2 separate regions of the Mus musculus genome follow, and region 2 is linked to region 1. A link is a contact called in ENCODE POLR2A ChIA-PET data. All regions are on one chromosome and are shown on one strand. Each heading gives the region's core, a stretch centred on a gene start or an enhancer-like site at or near the end of the contact. The rest is flanking DNA. Distances are from core to core; before and after follow the strand shown. Region 1 holds the start of Agpat4 (1-acylglycerol-3-phosphate O-acyltransferase 4 (lysophosphatidic acid acyltransferase, delta)). Region 2 holds the start of Map3k4 (mitogen-activated protein kinase kinase kinase 4).

What was found. ChIA-PET counts read pairs that join two places held with the same protein, here RNA polymerase II (POLR2A).
Region 2: POLR2A ChIA-PET joins it to region 1 with 17 read pairs in Patski. The contact joins the promoter of Map3k4 here to the promoter of Agpat4 in region 1. POLR2A ChIA-PET finds 5 or more read pairs at or near these places in 2 of 5 experiments (Patski and embryonic stem cell).

Annotation. Positions count from the first base shown.
Region 1 is chr17:12,117,425-12,121,595 of GRCm38, reverse strand. It overlaps Agpat4 (1-acylglycerol-3-phosphate O-acyltransferase 4 (lysophosphatidic acid acyltransferase, delta)), which reads right to left and starts at 2,312. Exons shown (of 9, transcript NM_026644.2): 1 at 2,181-2,312.
Region 2 is chr17:12,316,226-12,320,224 of GRCm38, reverse strand. Map3k4 (mitogen-activated protein kinase kinase kinase 4) reads left to right here and starts at 1,565. Exons shown (of 27, transcript NM_011948.2): 1 at 1,565-1,727. The coding sequence starts at 1,597. 4732491K20Rik (RIKEN cDNA 4732491K20 gene) reads right to left here and starts at 1,372. Exons shown (of 2, transcript NR_045290.1): 1 at 1,053-1,372.

The DNA.
Region 1 (4,171 bases), core at 1,063-3,562:
ATCCAAGCTACAGTCAAAGTCATGACATAGCCTGGCCTTCTGAGTCACCTTGGGGTACTTTGTTTCCACCCAGCTCCAGCTGTCTCCCACAGGTTAAACAAGTCACTCTTTCTCTGGATAGCTGAGAGGGGTCTGGTCTGTTTGGTTATTTACTACTTTCTTTTTGCATTGGGTTTGGGTCTGGAAACTTTCTGAGTGACATGCTGAGACAAGCCCACTACTCTCATGCTTTGGAAGGTCGGACGATAAGTCCATTGTCTTGTCCGGCAGAATGCTAAAGTAAGTTTGGCAAAATGAAAGTTGAATCATTATTCTGAGTACGTTTTTTTAATGTTCTGTACCCCTCACCTAATTCTCTTGTCTTTAACTCCATTTTTTTCTCTAGTTAGATTTGTTTGTTTTGAGGGTTTCTAGGGACGTTAGGCAAGTTTTCTACTACCAAGCAACAACCCCAGCCCTCTAATTTTGTGCCCTGTTCTTTAGCTCCCATTTGTAGAGAACTTTTGTATCTGAAATGCTTAAAATCTCTGGAACTATGGTCAGTTTTTAAGACCGAGATAAATAACAGTAGTGAGATAAAGAACATTCTAGAAACTACTGGTTCTTCCCGCTTCCACGTAGCCAAGAGGCTAGGGTTCCAAGCTATGATTGGGCTTTAATAACCTGAAAGTAACCTGAGGCCTTTTAAATTCTTACCACAGATAATCTCAGTAATACAGGACTCTATATTGGTACCAATAAGGAAGGAATTCTGGTACTGGGCATGCACATTAGAAGAGGGTCCATTATCAGGCTTGCTTCAGAGGTACTGAATATAAGCAGCACCCAAAACCACTAATGGGCCTGCCTTCTAAGCAATGAATTATTTGTATCAAGTTTTGTCCACCTCTGCTTATTACTGGGTAGGTGATAATTTCCTCTCGTGTCTTAGTTTTCTTCTGAAGGTTTGTTTTTTCCTCCCTACGTTGCACCAGAAGGATATCATACCTCTAACTTGGGAGTCTTAATTGTTTTTCTCAAAAGGAACCTTACCCACCCACCCCCGATATACAGAGACACACATGCACACATCCACACTACGTTTCCCTCCTCTTGAGATAACTTTTTCCCCCCAGTAGGAGATGCTGAGTGATAACTTCAGATGAGCAGATCCGTGCCAGGTTTGGAAAGACTAGAGGGTAAACACTGGGTAATCCAGGTGAGAGCACCACAGAACAATACCCTAGAGACCCAGCTGGGTAGTTAGCATTTCTTATGCTAACTGAACTTTGATTTGTGGCTAAATGAAGTTCAGAATAGAGCCAAGACTCGTTTTATACATGTTTAGACTTGTGGGTGAGCCTGAACAGCTGATAACATATTTACCAGTGTGAATTATCAGGTACTTTGCAACACTTTATTTCAATGCAGTATCCTCCTATAAAGAGTTAAATCCCCCTGCCCCTCTTAGTTTGTTCAATATCATGTCTTAAGAAATTAGTTAAGTTTCTAAAAGCTGCCCTTAATACTGGAAAGCTTCAAAAACATAAAAGAACTCCCTTTAAAAATCCCGACATATGATGGAGAACCCAGAAGCTTAAATTTAAGTAAATAAAGCGGTGATTACAAATGCCTGTTTCCTTGACAACTCCCCTCCCCCAGCCCTCCTGCGATAGGGAAAAACCAAAATGAAAACGAGAGGAGGGGGTATCTACAGAGTCACGTTGCGTTCCAGCGAGGCCCAGCCAGGCCAAGCCCAGGAAGGAAATACAAATAAATCAATTTAGATTGGGACTGTATTTTTGTGGAGTATATTTTTGTGGTTGTCATAGAAACACCAGAGACAGAAGAACGTGTTGCACGAAAAGAGAGCCCGTATATGTAACAGGAGCCATCGCTACACCTTCACGGTAGCCAAGAAAATGCTTCCACCCTGGGAGGGCTGCTCGCAGAGCCCCCAGAAAGCTCCTCACAATCTGGCACAAAGCAGTGGTCGCGGAGCCCCGGTGCTCCTCCCTCTGCCCCCACCCCCACCCCCGCATCATTCGCTCCAACCCCACCAGCATCCCGCTCCGAGCCTATCCCTTCCAAAGTACTAGGAAACCAGCCGAGCAGAGGGACCCCTGCCAGAGAAGGGCATCCGATCATCACACGCCACACCCCAGGAGAAGGTGCCTGGTAATCGTACCAACACCACCTACCTCGCTCCGGGCAGTTCTTTGCATTGGTGCTCACAAGCCAGAACTGCGAGGCAGGAGCCTGAGGTTCAGAAACTGCCTCTACTTTAGAGAAGCTGTAAGTCAGCCAACACTGGAAAGAAAAAGCGAGACTCCACCCAAAGGGGTGGACCCTTCGGGAAGGGAAAAAAAGGTGGTCCTCGGCTGACGTCTCTCCCCACCCATGTCACTTCCTTTTAAAGCTACGACTTAGCAGCTACTGGGAGGGAAGCTCGGACCCCGTGTAACATGAGTCACCCTCTCCTTCCAATGAGTGTAAAGAAGTGTCCAGCTCGGCCTCCTGTTGGAGCCAGATGGGGATTGGGATCGAGTAGTCACCCGCGTGGATAACAAAGCCATCCCAGTGGCCTGCCGCCACTCGCCCAGCTCAAGAGCCCTGTTGCATCCCCGTGCAAACAGCCTGAGAAACCTCGGCCTCCTGCCCTGGAAATTGCCCCCCCCCCCACGCCCCAAGTCCCCTGTGCCATTTCGTTTGGGGGTGGGGGTGGGGGGAAAACAGGATGAAAGCTGAAGCCCGCGCACTCTAGTGCCTTGCTCACCTCTCCTGGCCACCACTCCGCCAGCCCGGAAGCCCCTTCCAAGATCACGCCCAGCGTTCCCGAGACTAGGACCAACAGACCTAGGATGCCCGGAGCTCCTGTGGATGGATGCTCTCCTTCCAAAGCTGGGTGCCAGCGGGTGCCAGGACTGCCTACTCATGCTAGTGCGCACAAGCAGGCAACACACACATGCACATGACATTTACACTCTTGTTAAGTTAGCAAGGGTCTGAGCAGATTAACCGAACAGAGTCCTGAAACTTTAAGGGGGCGGGGGGGGGGCGGTGTTGGAAGTGCGCAAAGGCCAGGTCTGTGACATTCCTGGAAAGGTGAATTCAATCTCTGGGTGCCTAAAGTGCCCTTCAAATACGGGCTGTTCAAGACACTGTCGCAGATGTTTACATATTTACAGAAAGAATGCCCCGTGGTCGCTCTACTTTCTAGCGCGAGCAGTACTGAGAAGTTCCTCCTCCAGGCTGCAGAAGCACGGCAAATAGCTTGCCCTGCAGACAGGAGCCAAGAAGAAGGTACTCAAGAAGCAGGAAAAGGGTTTGGACTTTGACATCCTGAAGATCATCTAGAATGTGAGAGGAGCAAAGCCAAATGGAGTGAGGGTGGAGGGCATAAGGAAGAATCCAAACCGAAAGCCCATTTGTGGGGTGTAAAAATTAACTTGAACGGCTAGCAAGGGCTATAAAAGTTGTTAGTAAAGAGTTTCCTATAAGTACTGGAGAGATGAGGTGGCTCCGGGTTTAAGAGTGCTTACCGCTCTTGAATAAGTCAGGGTTCAGTTTCAGGCACCTGGCAGCTCACAATTGCCTTTAACTCTACGGAATCCATCACTCTCTGATGTTGGCCAGGGGCACCTGCATGAATGTGGTGCACATAAACTCACATAAGTACACACGCGCGCACGCATATACACACACACACACACACACACACACACACACACACATAACATAAATTACTCCGAATTTTTGTTCTTGGAATCCAATGTAATATTTAAGTTCTTGTTCTTGTTAACTCTAGCTTCTAGAACATTCAATCCCCTCTGGCCACATAGAGAAATGGTCTCAGCACCCCCTCTCCCCAGTAAAATTCTCTCTTATAACTTTTCAAGTTATATTTTGTGACTTTTTTTAAACATTGACCATACCATTTTATTTATTTTTTTTAAGATTTATTTATTTATTATATGTGAGTACACTGTAGCTGTCTTCCACACTCCAGAAGAGGGCATCAGATTTCATTAGAGATGGTTGTGAGCCACCATGTGGTTGCTGGGATTTGAACTCAGGACCTTTGGAAGAGTAGCCAGTGCTCTTAACCGCTGAGCCATCTCACCAGCCCATATTTTGTGATTTTATTGTTGACGGGAATCAATGAGTTTTCCAAAAATACTTTCCAGATAGT
Region 2 (3,999 bases), core at 316-2,815, 200 kb before region 1:
CAGCTAGTCTATCTATGTATGTTGAGGCAAAAAGGCCCTGCACACAAACCGAGTTAGTATCAAGTAATCTAGGTCTCTATGCACATCGAGTGGTACGATGAGATGATGTAAATGTCTTTAGTTCCTTCTAGAATATGCGGTACCCAGTAGACAATGAAGGATAAAAAAAAGTCATGGCTCTTCCTGAGGCTGATTTGTGTTCAGCGTTTTATGAGTGGGAAGCAGTGTGCCCATTGGCTCACTTCCTGGCAGCAGTCAGAGGTTTCCTTATCGACTCTCCTCATATGCAATTTAAGGAGGGCTCAGGTTAGCCCAGTGTAGAGGGAGACGAAACTATCAGAATTACAGAGAGATGGGAAACACTCTGCAGAGCTCTCAGTGAAAATGAATGGGTCTTTAAAATTATTAGGATAGACTGAGTTCATTTCCTTTGAATGCTTCGTTTTGCTTTGTTCTCTCTCCCTCCATTAGGCAACTTCTCACGGCTGCTTCCTTAGTGTCTCCCGAAGTCCTAATGCAATATGTGCACTGAATAGTTGTTGACTGACTGCATGTTGTTGAATTAATGAAAGGGATGTCAACTCAGAAATCCAGCACTGGCAGACATTATAGATAATGTAGTCTACTGTAACAACAGCAAGAGTATGCTCTTTAATTACAGAGACATTTCTGTAACACAGCTGATTTCAGAGTATCTTTATCTTGCTTAGCTCTTAAATCTTACCTTGAAATTTTTTCTTTCAGTCAGTTAAAAAAATTTGTTCAAAATTTATATCTCTACATAGCAAAGCTAAAGAATCATTTTTTTAAAAAAAATCAAACTAAGTGGAAACAAACATATTTGATTCTGAATACGATTTCTGAACTGAATCTGGATTTCAGAAGGCATGATTGCAACTCAAAGGCTGTAAAGCTGCGCAAGCTAAGAATGACTGAAAGATGCTCTGCTATTTCAATTCTTTTAATAACTTCAAATCTTTACAACTTCTTTATCCCTTTCTTTCTTCTTTAGTGTAGCAACTGTGCAAGTTTCTGAAAAAGCACTTTCTAACCTTGGGATCCTGGGTGAGGACGGCGTCCTCTGCTGCCTGATTGGTGTGTCACTCTGATGGTCTGAGTCTGCAGAAGGCCCACACTTCCATGTCAGAGCTGTGGGCGTCTGGGTGACATCATCCTTATTCCGAAAGGCAGAATCCAGTGGCGCAGAGACCTTGAGCTCCAGTTTATGAAGCATTCCTGCTCGCCCAGACAACCCTACCTCTCCAAATGTCTCCTGTGCCCTTAGCCTCAGGACCTCCCGAGGCCACCCGCGGTCACCCAGCGACACCTGATTTACCACTGGCCAGTGCGCTCCTCCCTCCCGCCTCGCCCCGCCCAGGCGGACTCAGCCGCCCGCCGAGGCGTGTCCCTCGCTGCCCGCCGTAGCCCAGCGTTCGGCCGGCCGCCGTTCCCAAGATGGCCGCTGCGCGCACGGCTCCTGCGGCGGGCTAGAGGCGGAGGCGGAGTCGAGTCACTCCCTCACCCCGCGGCTCCTGGTCTTCCCGCACCAGGCTGCAGCTGACGACCCGCCGCGGTCATGCGAAGCTTGGTGCACGGATGAGAGACGCCATCGCCGAGCCGGTGCCCCCTCCTGCCCTCGCCGACACCCCTGCAGCCGCCATGGAGGAGCTGCGGCCAGCACCGCCGCCACAGCCCGAGCCGGATCCGGAGTGCTGCCCAGCGGCGAGGTGAGTGCACGGCTGCAGCTGCAGCTCGGAGGGAGCAGGGTGGCGCGTGAAGGGGGCGTGGGGTCCTCGGCTGCGCGCCAGGTGGGCGCGGAGCATCCGGACCTCCGGTGGCGGGAGGGGCGCGGTGCAGCGCGGAGCCCGGTGCTCCGCTTCCGCGCGACCCCTGCCCGGGCTCGGAGGCCAAGCTCCCGAGCGACCCTGGCCTTTGCAGTAGTGCTCCCCGGGGCCCTGCTGCAGACAGCCCCAGCTTGCCCCGGACTGCCGCTCGGGCTCGGATCAGTGATCGGATGGAAGGAAGGTGGTCCATCTTTCTCCTTTTTCCAGGAAAAGAGAGGCGACGTGCCTCTCGGCAGTTCCTTGCTCCTTCAGCCCTTTGCAGCGCGCCTCCCAGCCTTCTGTCCCCAGGGCGAAGCTTCACGTAACTGCAGACAAGGTTCCTTGTCAGAGATCCTTTTACTGTCTTCTAGCAACAGCCTGATGCAGTGTTGCGCACGAAAATAGCTAAGGGTTTATGTGTGAAACTTTGCTACCGCAGGAAGCTCCAAGATGGAACTTTGGTACCCAGAGTATCTGTTGCATTCTGCTCCGTAGAAGCTCTTTTAACTGCTACGAAGAGTCTCAAGTTTTAATTGGGAGGGTAAACTCACGGTGTCCTGATTTTGTGTTTAAATGCCAGTCCTTTGCATCTCAGGATAAACTTTGACTGCTTCCTGTCCCCTATAGTGAAAACACTCCCACAACTCCTCCTGGCTTAAGGTCTCGCTCTATAACCTCAGGAAGAAGGCAGTTAAATAGCTTTGCTTTTTCCTGCTTGAAGAAATAGCAAATTTATAGTTGTAGCGAGACCCGAACACGGGAGCCATTCACATCCTTGCTTGTCACCACTGGGTTGCCTGAGAGGAATTTTACTTTTTCAAAGCCGTGAGAGCTACTGCATTGTGTTTCTTAATTTCAAGATAGTTCTGTGACATCTTTTGGGGCATTTTCTTTAAGGAATAGTACAGGGTGCTATTAGAAGTCTTTTTTCAGAAAGTTCATAATTTTCTTAATGTATTGAGCTGTTGAGCAATTTTTACTCCTTTAATCGTTATTTTAGAAATAATAAATGTGAGTCCTTACTTAATGCTTAAAATGTTTTATCACGTAGCCATTACTTTTGTTAATTCATTTAATCTTTATAACAGTCTTATGAGTTAATTCTGCTATTCATCTCCTTTATGTAAGAGGAAACTGAGGCAAAAGGTAAATAGCATATATAAAGATTAACAGCTTGTAATGAACAAAAGTCTGGCTGCCTAGTTTGTGCCTTAATTATCACGAGGAAGAGGGATGATTTCATACCCACAGACCCGACATTATAATTCTATGTAACTGTTCTCGGGGGAGAAAATGGACTTGAGCGGTGTTAGGCAGAGGGATAAAAATCTGCTATCAAAACGCTGCTTTCCTATTGATAAACAGCCTTGCCTTCCAGCCAGGAGCCTGTCTCTTTGTTATAATAAAAATAGGTCAGGATAATGGGCCTCATCCAACTTTACGTGAACAGCAGTGTACAGAACAAGGAGATCTTTGAAGTATTTTTCTTAGCAACATTGCAGTTAATTTTACAATAGCAAATGCGTAGAGCAGATTTTTTTTTTCTCTTGGTGAAGCTGCTGCTTTGCCTTTTTGCTGCAGTAATGGACACTGCCTCCTCTTCAGTTGGCAGGGGTGACCTCTGGCACTATTACTGTCCATCTGTGGTAAGCGATGTTGCAGGGAGCTCCAGCTGTTTGTATGTGGTCCACATTCCTACCTATTCACAAGAGGCTCATACATTGCCGTATACATCCCGAATCTGCTCAGTGCCTCCCCCCAACACGCCAGCGACCACTAATCTGTTACCTAGCATTTCCAGGTGGCTCTCTGGCAGACCAGAATAAAGCTGTTGATGTTGTTGTTCCTCGGCTGTGCGTGTGTGTCATTGATCACGCAGGCTGTGCTCGAGCACAGGTCTTCTGTAGGAGTCAGGCCCGTACTTGTTGGCCCCGAAAGCTGTATGGCAAGTGCACGTGGCAGATGCCAGCACCCAGGATGTCTGCTGTGGGTGCGCTTCGCTCCTGACAGTGAGTTATGCAATGATGGAAGAACAGAAAACAGATTGCCAGCTGACGGGGCTCTGTCGGATCCCTAGTTTTGGTAGAGAACTTATGAAGGTGGTTACAGTTGTTCTTAGTGAGTAAACTTTTGGATAAACCTTCTTCCTTCCTTTTCAAGCATCTGGGCCACGTTT